Linked DNA regions of Homo sapiens: region 1 is linked to region 2. Evidence: chromatin contacts called from ENCODE Hi-C or POLR2A ChIA-PET data. All regions are on one chromosome and are shown on one strand. Each heading gives the region's core, a stretch centred on a gene start or an enhancer-like site at or near the end of the contact. The rest is flanking DNA. Distances are from core to core; before and after follow the strand shown. Region 1 overlaps MACF1 (microtubule actin crosslinking factor 1). Region 2 overlaps MACF1 (microtubule actin crosslinking factor 1).

The links. Hi-C counts contacts between places; a loop is a spot of excess contacts on that map. ChIA-PET counts read pairs that join two places held with the same protein, here RNA polymerase II (POLR2A). Pooled maps may share reads with other maps.
Region 1: a pooled map shows a loop between it and region 2 (2.4-fold over the local background). The contact joins two enhancer-like sites. A Hi-C loop is called at or near these places in 2 of 37 single-sample maps with no recorded cell type and 2 of 50 pooled maps. POLR2A ChIA-PET finds 5 or more read pairs at or near these places in 14 of 52 experiments (A673, BJ, CD4-positive, alpha-beta T cell and 8 more).

Annotation. Positions count from the first base shown.
Region 1 is chr1:39,264,848-39,269,943 of GRCh38, reverse strand. The region is part of intron 6 of MACF1 (microtubule actin crosslinking factor 1); the gene reads right to left. Among named protein-coding and RNA genes, the nearest start is that of MACF1, 63 kb to the right of the region's middle. Within about 2 kb of position 1,568, at least 18 of the 41 ENCODE cell types and tissues checked have a DNase peak (open chromatin) inside an H3K27ac peak, as active enhancers do.
Region 2 is chr1:39,228,090-39,233,196 of GRCh38, reverse strand. It overlaps MACF1 (microtubule actin crosslinking factor 1), which reads right to left. Exons shown (of 101, transcript NM_001394062.1): 2 at 1,954-2,015. Among named protein-coding and RNA genes, the nearest start is that of MACF1, 26 kb to the right of the region's middle. RefSeq lists enhancers at 1-747, 2,111-2,180, 2,201-2,270. Within about 2 kb of position 2,201, at least 8 of the 41 ENCODE cell types and tissues checked have a DNase peak (open chromatin) inside an H3K27ac peak, as active enhancers do.

The DNA.
Region 1 (5,096 bases), core at 319-2,818, 37 kb before region 2:
CTACTCAGAATCAGGGATTCCCCAGAGACAAGTCTTGGTTTCAAGCATCAAGGGGCAGACCTGAAATAGATTCTGCTTGCTGAGCTCCAGCAGATACTAACCCACATGGGGGTAAGTTTGAGAGGCACCAACATCCTCACTGCTCACCACACTCAGCTTTAATATGTTTGAGGGCCAAGAATCCAAACAGCAGTTTGATTATCTCTTGAACATGCCCACCTACCTCTTCCAGACCCCATGATGGGGTGTGGCTTGCCTCCAGAGAAAGAGTGCCATCCTCTTCTGAGAAGGAAGTAGAGCTCTTTTCAGGTTCTGTATCTTTAGGCTGGATCCCATGTATGTGTGGCCCATCACTGCCATAGCCAGAGGAGGAGGGCAAAATGCTCACAGTCACACCACTGATGGACAAATCACTCTGAGAAGTAGGCAGTCTGGAATCCTGGGGGGGCACTTGACCCACATGGGAAGGCTCCGTGCGTCTTTGGCCTCCAGGCTGGTCCAGTAGTAATGAAGAAACAGAACATTCTATAATCCAGGAAGCTGTCTGAGGGGCACCTGAAACACTCTTGGTTCCTTCCTCCACACTCCAGCCCTCTGAAAATTGTTCTTGATTTCCTTTATCAGTGGGGTAGTCTGTCCTAGGCAAAGCACAGCTCCGAAACCCACGCTGAATATTTCCTTTCTCCACTGCAGTCTCTCCTTGCAAAGGCAGCAACACAGCCCTGCTGCTGCAGGATGCTGTCCTAGGAAATTCCACCAGTTGGCTCACTGACTTCTCGCAGTTCCTTTCTGCTGGGTTATCAAGCAGGTGAGCAATGACAGTCATCCCCTCTTCCAGGGAATCCCAGACCCCTCCAGCAACTGATGACTCATTCTCTAACAAAAGGTGGGCGGTCTGGACCTCCCCTTGGAATCTCTCCTTTACCTGTACTATCATCCCCCGATCGACTACCCGTGAGTTGGGGGCTGAGTCCCCAGGCAGCAAAATATCTGGGGGGGTATGCTCTACCCCTCCCACTCCGTCTTCCTTTTGGAGACTCTCTGTTAACTTCGTTAGGGTTTCAGTCTCTTCAATGACTCCAGTTCCTTCTGAGGTTTCTTCCTGGTGAGATGCCTCTGGAGTAGGGATTTTCTTCCCTCTCCACCTCCTTTTGAACCGAACCCTTTTCTTAGGAGATATGGGAGCCTTCTCAGGAATAGCTATTGACTCTTTCGGCTCCTTAAAACAGCCCAGTGAATTTCCCATTTCCTTCCTCTCCTAATCTCAGCAAAAACGCAGCTAAGCCAGTCCTGGGATCCCACAGAAATCCCAACCTTGGCCTCATCGGATTCGATGCACATTTAAAAACATGCACTATGCCGGCAATCCCTCCAATTCTTTCTCCCTCCCTCCCCGCCTCTCTCTGTCTCTTCCAGCCGCTGCCGATTCAGACAGCCATCTTACAGGCTCAGAGCTGCAACAAGACAAATTCAAAGCATCTCACTGCAGTTCAGAAATCACTTGACCTAAAAGCAGACAGAAACCGGATTGGCTGCAGCTTCCTCTCTCCAAATATGAGGTAATTGGAGCACTGCCCTCAGTAACACAAACAGAAAGCAAAAAGGAGCTAGAAACCAGGGGAGGGGAAAAACTAGGGAGGGCCAGGAGGAGGAGGGAAAATGTAAGTGTAAATTGAAAATGGAGGGAAAAAGAAGAGAGGCCGTGGCAGAAGGTAACGTGGAGGAAGGAGGAGGAGAATAGTACCAAAAAGGGAAAAAGCAAACCAGCTCGGCTGGTACTAACCAGCAAGGGAAGGGAAGGGCCCGGGCCAAGAAGAACCAAGCCTGGTGAAGCTGCAATTATGGCTCCCAAACTACAAAATGAAATAGATTTTAAGTGTTGCACCAAGATGCCCAAAAGAAAATATCAAGCAGATATACATATTCTGAATTTTTTCAGGTCAGAAAACAATAAAATTATTTTAATGAAATTATAACCTGAAGAAACCAGAGCCTTCTTCTTACAGTTAAGAAAAGGAACACAGACTTTAAAGATCTAGCCTTCTGGAGCATTTATTTCCCTCCTTTTTCCTATAAAAGAAAAGAAAGATCTGTTAATTCTGCCAGCCAATGACACAGACAGGAAAAATCTGGAAGTTGGTTTTGAGTACAGTAAATGAGTGCTTGGTAAAAAGAATACCACTTCTAAATACAACAGATGAACAGGGTCTCTGATGAACAATATTTGACAAAAATGTTCAATAGTAATTATTGATGCTGCCACTGCTAACATCTAATATATTTTTTGCACTTGCTGTGTGCCAAGCACTGTGTAAAGTTATTTACATGGACTTTCTCATTTAATTCTTACAGTCACTATATGAGGTCAAAACTATTATTTTATATTTTATCGGTAAAGAAACTGAGGTTTGGCCAGGCGCAGTGGCTCACGCCTATTATAATCCTAGTACTCTAGAAGGCCAAGGCAGGCGGATTGCCTGAGCTCAGGAGTTTAAGACCAGCCTGGGCAACATGGTGAAACCCCGTCTCTACTAAAATACAAAAAATTAGCTGGGCACAGTGGCATGCGCCCTTAGTCCCAGCTATTCAGGAGGCTGAGGCATGAGAATTGCTTGAACTGGGAGGTGGAGGTTGCAGTGAGCCAAGATCATGTCACTGCACTCCAGCCTGGCCAACAGAACAAGACTCTGTCTCCAAAAAAGAAAAAAGAAACTGAGGTTTAAGAAAGTTGATTAATAGCCCTAGGTTACACAGCTAGTAAGTGACAAAGCCAGAACATGAACTTCTGTTAACTTTAAGACTTTTAATTTCAACCCCAACTACTCTCTTCTAACTACTGCAGTAGTGGAAATCTGTACTCAGTTGCCAGTTGTGTAAAATAAGAAGTTCCCCCACTGTTCTGAATTGGTAATTAGACTGCATGGACCAAGAGCTCAATCAAAGAGATAACACTTGTTGCCATTTGGGAGTAAGAGAAGAAGCTGCCAAAAAGAGGTTCAGGTGGTTTTTACTCCCATTGCAGTAGGGCAGGAAGTCTGAATTTCAGACTGTAAAAGTCGGATTCAAAAATCACCTTGTGATGTCAGTGAAGATTCCTCCACCCCAATTTTTTTTAGTATAGTATCTGCTATATGGGAAAAGACTATAACCCAAAGGGCTGTGAATGGAGAATAAAATTATATATGTGTTTCTTTCCTATTGCAGTTATTTATTCTACAACAAAAGGATCCAGGCCACACAGCAGAAAGCAGTAGCCTGCCTGGTTCCATGCAAGCCATAAAGACTTACACTAGCATAGCCTTAACTATCTTTCCTGGAGACCTGAAAAAAAAAAAAAAAAAAAAAAAAAGGAAAAGACCACAAAAGGAAAGCAACAAGAAGCCCTAAAGCAACGGCTTTTACACAATCCCTTCTAAGACCCTCCTGATGTCCCATCTGCCTCACAACTGCAGTAGGTGTTCTTCCCCTAAGCCTTATCCTTAAGGCTGACTGCAAAACTGCAGCACCATCTTATGGCCATCACAAACTATAGTAAGAAATAAGCAGAGAGCATGGGAGAGAAACTCATGCTACTGCAAATCATTTAATTAACAAAGAATCTGACATTACAATATGAAGTTCTCTAGGCAGGTACCAGGCCTTCACTCCTCCAGTGAAGAAACCTGGAACTATGGGAACTTTAAGATGCACTTGAATTTTATGAATGACATACAAGCAAACCAAAATCCTGAAACTAATAAACTTAGAGGCAAGAGAAATAGCTGCTTAATATGACTACTACTGCTGTAGAGTTTCTCTGAGAATTTACTTCTGTGAGCCTATTCTTTTTTTAAAATTTCTGCATATGTCAGACCAATCAGACCTTCATTTCCTTCTGCTCCAGAGAAAAACTGGTCTAGGGAAGGAGCAGAGATTTCAGTAAGGTGGACCTAGGTTCAACTTCCCAGCTCATAAGTTAAGTAACCTAACTAGTTTATTAGATGGTTCAGTTTCCTTACTTGTAAAATGTGCATACTACCACCTACTTACTGGGATTGTAGACAAGGTTAATGAGATAATGTCCATAAAGTACTTGGCTCAGTACTTGACCTACAGTAAATTTCTTTTCTTCCCATTTATTACTGGAACTAAAAGTTATGAGACATCCCCAGCCCCCGGGGGGATCCTAAGATATAGATGGTCCCTGACTTAAAATGGTCCAGCTTATTTTTCGACTTTCCAGTGGTGAGAAATCCATATGCATTCAGTAGAAACTGTACTTCAAGTACTCACACAACCATTCCGTTTTTCACTTTCAGTACAGCACTCAATAAATTACATGAGCTAGTCAACACTTTACTATCAAACAGGCTTTGTGTTACATGATTTTGGCCAAATGCTCAACGGTTAGCTAATATAAGTGTTCGGAATACATTTAAGATAGGCTAAACTATAGTTTTCAGTAGGTATATCAGATGTATTTTCAACTAAGTTAATTCTGATTACGAGACCTTTCCCCAAGACCTTTTCTCATCTAACCTGGTCTCTTAACACAAGACTTGCTGCCTTCTGGGAAAGCACACTTTGAGGCCTATACATTCTTTATGCCTTCTCCTTTGGCTTTTTGTAGATAACTGTTTACTGCCCACAGGTCTCCCACAGAGACAGCCAGAGTGAAAGACTCCAAAGCAAAAGAACTCATTCATTCATTCATTCCAAAAACACAAATGGTGCCTCATCTATATGCCAAGCACCAAGTGCCATAAAGTGCACAAAACTGTAAACCTCAAGTCTAGCCAGCTAAGACCTCCCATTTTTTGAAAATTTCAAAATGCTAGGCATACACTAGTATTTAACAAACATTTGAGGGTTGGAAAACTAGTTTTGTCAGATTCTGCCTATAAAGAGTTTATAGTATCTTTTAGAAGAACTATAAATCTTAACCTATACCTTAAAACAAGCTTGGACAAAGCCAAAAGACAAGAAATCCTGGCCGGGCGCGGTGGCTCACGCCTGTAATCCCAGCACTTTGGGAGGCCGAGGCGGGTGGATCATGAGGTCAGGAGATCGAGACCATCCTGGCTAACAAGGTGAAACCCCGTCTCTACTAAAAAATA
Region 2 (5,107 bases), core at 952-3,451:
CGGGCGTGGTGGTGCATGCCTGTAATCCCAGCTACTCGGGAGGCTGAGGCAGGAGTATTGCTTGAACCCAGGAGGCGGAGGTTGCAGTGAGCCGAGATCGTGCCACTGCACTCCAGCCTGGGCAACAAGAGTGAAACTCCATCTCAAAAAACAAAAAACAAAACACAACAACAACAACAACAACAACAAAAACAAGAAAGACCTGGGCAGCACAGTGAGAACCCATCTCTACAAAAAAATTTAAAAATTAGCCGGGTGTGGTAGTGCATGCCTGTAGTTCCAGCTACTCAGGAGGATGAGGTGGGAGAATCACTCAAGCCCAGGAGGTTAGGGCTGCAGTGAGCTGTGATCTTCCCAATGTACTCCAGCCTGGGCAACAGGGTAAGACTCTGTCTCAAAAAAACAAACAAACAAAGAAACAAACAAACAAAAAAAAAAAAAAAAAAAAAACAAAGAGAGTATGAGAGTAGTTTTCTGATAACTGTTTAGTTTTCATAAAGCCCAGCTGCATCTAGACATCAGATTCTGTGAGATCATCCCATATCCATTTCTACTTATGTTTCTTTGCATCCCATGCAACAAAACAATCCCAGCAGCTACAATGGATGAGACTGCCCAAAAAGAATACAGAGAACAAAACCAAAAAATGGCCAAGGTTAGGATCCTGGGGAACACCATCATGGAAGAGTCAGACAGAGGAAGAAAAGCCAGTGAAACAGGCAGAAAAAAAGGCATTCATAGAGGAAAGAGGTAATTCAGGAAAAAGCAATGTTCTAGAAGTCATTGTAAGAGAGGGTTTTAAGGAGTAGACGACAGTATCAAATGCTACAGAGAAATCAAATAAGAGGAAGATAAAACTAGGCTACTGGATAGGGCAATTAAGGGATCACTGGTGACCTTTCCCTTTCCCAGAGAAGCACTAATTATTATTATAATTCAAAAACTTTGTTTTCAGATTCTAACTGCCACAGTAGTCATACTGTTTATCTTTAGGTGAGTCTTAACATGCCTCTGTTTTGGTTTCTCTTTTATTTAAAATAATAATACCATAATAATATATTATTATTATATTTTATATATCTAATATATAACAATTATTATTATTATCTTTAGGTGAGTCTTAACATGCCTCTGTTATGGTTTCTCCTCTATTTAAAATAATAATAATGATAATAATAATCTTCATTCAGCCCTAACCATTCTGGAAATATTCTGTATTTTAGACTACCTGGTGGTAAAATTCATGTAAAAATTCATCAAGTTAAACATTTAAGATTCATGCACTTTAAGAGAAAGAGAGAAAATCCCCCTCTATCATCCTTCCATAGTATTCAGATTAAAAAATAAAAATACACTGGGTGTAGTGGCTCACGCCTGTAATCCTAACACTTTGGGAGGCAGAGGTAGGAGGATCGCTTTAGCCCAGGAGTTTGATACCAGAGTGGGCAACATAGTGAGACCCTGTGTCTATTTTAAAATAAATTAATAAATTAAAAAAAAAAAGAAACAGGCTTATAAAGCAATGTATAAAGCTAGGAATAAACTGTTCTTCGAATTTTTAAAATCATCCCATGGTATCTTCAGCCTCTGCCTCCTGATGTAATGGTAGGTAATAATGTCTTCACCAAGAAGCAGATTAATACAAGTTTCCATGCCATTATGACTATATTAGTTTTCAAAAAGCTGGGCATGGTGGCTCATGCCTGTAATCCCAGCACTTTGGAGGCTGAGGCAGTAGGATTGCTTGAGCCCAGGAGTTTGAGAACAGCCTGAGCAACATGGCAAGACCCCTTCTCTATTAAAAAAGAAAAGAAGAGAAAAGAAAAGTCACATGTGTATCTTCATAGACTTGAGCACACAGCAAGCAATCTAAACCATCTGAAAGAAGGAATGACAGATCCAGATGAGAGCAGTGAGAGGTGCTGGGGCAGCATATATATGAAAGGGTCCTACCTTCATTAAGTGCTTGTTGACCCACTTGGTGAACGTTTTCTTCTGAACCCGGTCCCGTTCATCTGTAAAGGAAACACAGAGAAGGCACTGGCTTAGTGCTACCCAGGTAACAGGTTCCCACGCTGCTGCCCTGCCCACATCTCTGTTTCTCTAGAACAACTTACCCACATAACTGTGGGACAGTGACTTCTTCTTAGGAAGGTTTGGCCTAGCTGAACTTCCTCTTTGGCCCTGATCACGTTGTCAGTTTACAAATCAGACAGAATCACCACGTGCCTCAAAAATCATACCATGGCAAAGTCTCCTTAGCACAATAATTTGAGCAGAGCAGGGAGCAGACTGATTCCCCACTTCCCTCACAACAAGCTTCAAAAAGCCAAAGCCGTGATACCACCAACAGACAGGGTGGCCTTGGCATTTGGGACACACATATTGCAGTGGTTAAATTTCACTCTTCATGTGCTGATCTGCCTGAGGAATGCCCAACTCCCTCCCTCTCCTACCCCAGGAATTCCTTCATTCCAATTTCTTTACCAGCCATTATCAAAACAATCAAACTCTCAAAGCTGCCCAGCTTACCCCCACTGCACATCTCTTCCCTCTCTACCTTCTCCTGTCACAGCAGCAAACTCCTTTTTTCTCCAGGTTTTTTTTTTTTTACCTCTTTAACAAAAACATGACTGTCAATGCTTGACAATGACTGCTCCACAGAGGCCTTATCCTGTAAAGGACTTACTTTCTCCGACTCCTGCCAATTCCCCAGAGCCATTTCTAGACCAGTGAGCCATCAGTCCTGGTCCTTTTCTATTTCTGAAAGCCCACACCATCCCATATAACCTCTTGTTCAAATCATCCTCACTGTCATTGACCATGCTCCGTGGCCTATCCCCTTCCACATGGCAAATCTACCTTAGCCTTCCCCGATGACTTGGTTCATTTATCATCTCTACATATACGTGAAGATATATGTGACAATGCATCTGTGCCTACTTGGCTCCACTGGCACTCATCTCCAATTCATGTCCAGCCACCACACTGCCACATTTTGGGCCTTATTCCTTCCCCAAACATACCTATTTAGCACTTACCATTATCAGTCTCTCATACCCTCTCCTAATCATTCTCAACCTTCAATCACTCCATTCTTATTTTACCCTATTCATTAAGGACATCTACAGCCAGGCCTTGGCATTTGGGACACACATATTGCAGTGGCTCATGCCTTGTAATCCCAGCAGTTTGGGAGGCTGAGGCCGGTGGATCACTTGAGCTCAAGAGTTGGAGACCAGCCTGGCCAACATGGTAAAACCCCACCTCTGCTAAAAATACAAAAATTGGCCAGGTGGTGGTGTGCACCTGTAGTCCTAGCTACTCAAGAGGCTGAGGTGGGAGGGTGGGAGGATCACTTGAACCTGGGAGGTGGACGTTGCAGTGAGCCGTGATTACACCACTGCACTCCAGCCTGGGTGACAGAGTAAGACACAATCTCATAAAAAGAAAAAGAACATCTAAGATTATCCCAGTCCATGCTAGACAACATGGTTATGCAATTCAAAGCTGCCCTCACTAATACCCCAGGAACTCCCCCTGCCTAACTGCCTACTACTACATTCACCATGACAATCTGCAAACCTAAATTACCATAACTGCCCGCTGCTTGACTCTTCCATATCTTTTCCAAGACAGAGAACATTTCGGAAGAAAGTTGCAGAGGTATATAAATCTGGTTCACTAGTAATTCATACAAGCTTCAGCCAGGTTCTCTCCCCAAGCCCAGTTATTTTCTTCTTATTGATCCCCTAGGAAAAGCCAACATACTGCCATTCCAAACAATGTCAATGCTTGTTCTACATCCCAGGTGAATATATTTATCTATTTATTTTTTTTGAGTTTATAGCCATTCAATAAGTACTTTCTTATCTTGGTCTCTGGTTTTATCCTCACATCCTTCTTTTCGGCCTTGAATCCTTTCTTGCTTTGCAAGGAACAATTTTCTTCCTACTATAAACTACAGCACTAAGGTATGGACCTTAGAAATTATATAGTCTAATTCTCTGCTGACACACAAATCCCTTCAACAACAAAGAATCATAAGTTCACATTGAAAGGTCTCTCCAAATCTCCCATAAATCTACAATATTCTTGATGTTTAAAATTTAGGATAATAGAGAATTCACTAATTCATAAGACAAAGTACCAATGTAATAATTCTATAAAATGTCATAATCTGCTTTCCTTGTAACTTCTGCCTATTGACTCTCATTTGGGACTGTTAGAAGTATTATTATTAGGCTGGGTGTGGTGGCTCACGCCTGTAATCCCAGCACTTTGGGAGGCTGAGGTGGGCAGATCAGCTGAAGTGGGGAGTTCAAGACCAGCCTGACCAACATGGTGAAACCCCGTCTCTACTAAAAATACAAAAATTAGCTGGACATGGTGGCGCATGCCTGCAATCCCAGCTACTCGGGAGGCTGAGGCAGGAGAATCGCTTGAACCCAGGAGGCGGAGGTTGCAGTGAGCTGAGATCGTGCCATTGCACTCCAGCCTGGCAAGAGGGCAAGACTCCATCTCAAAAAAATAAAAAAGTATTATTATTAGACTTAAAAGTTTAATCCATCTTTCACTTAATGGAGTCTTGAAAGTATCTAAAGCCAGGATTCTCATTAGATTTGATCACTGTCATTCCAACATATTTTGATCTTTTTAGATGCTGATTCAGTTATCCAACATCTTCATCAACCTTTCCAAGCCCGTGTCATCTGCAGACTGAATCAGAATCAGCTTCCAACTATAGTCTCATCGAAATCACTGACTCTTTGCTCATACTACTTATTTTCCCTTCATGACTGGCTACTTCTCTTCCTCTTCATCTCTCCAAATGGTATTTATTCTTTAAAATCCACCTCGTTCATTCCCTTTTTTTGTCTGTTTTTGAGACAGAGTTTCGCTTTTGTCACCCAGGCTGGAGTGCAATGGTGCGATCTCGGCTCAGTGCAACTCTGCCCCCTGGGTTCCAGCGATTCTCCTGCCTCAGCCTCCAGAGTAGCTGCGATTACAGGTGCCCACCCACCACGTCCGGCTAATTTTTTATTTTTAGTAGAGACAGGGTTTCACCATATGGGCCAGGCTGTTCTCAAACTCCTGACCTCAGGTG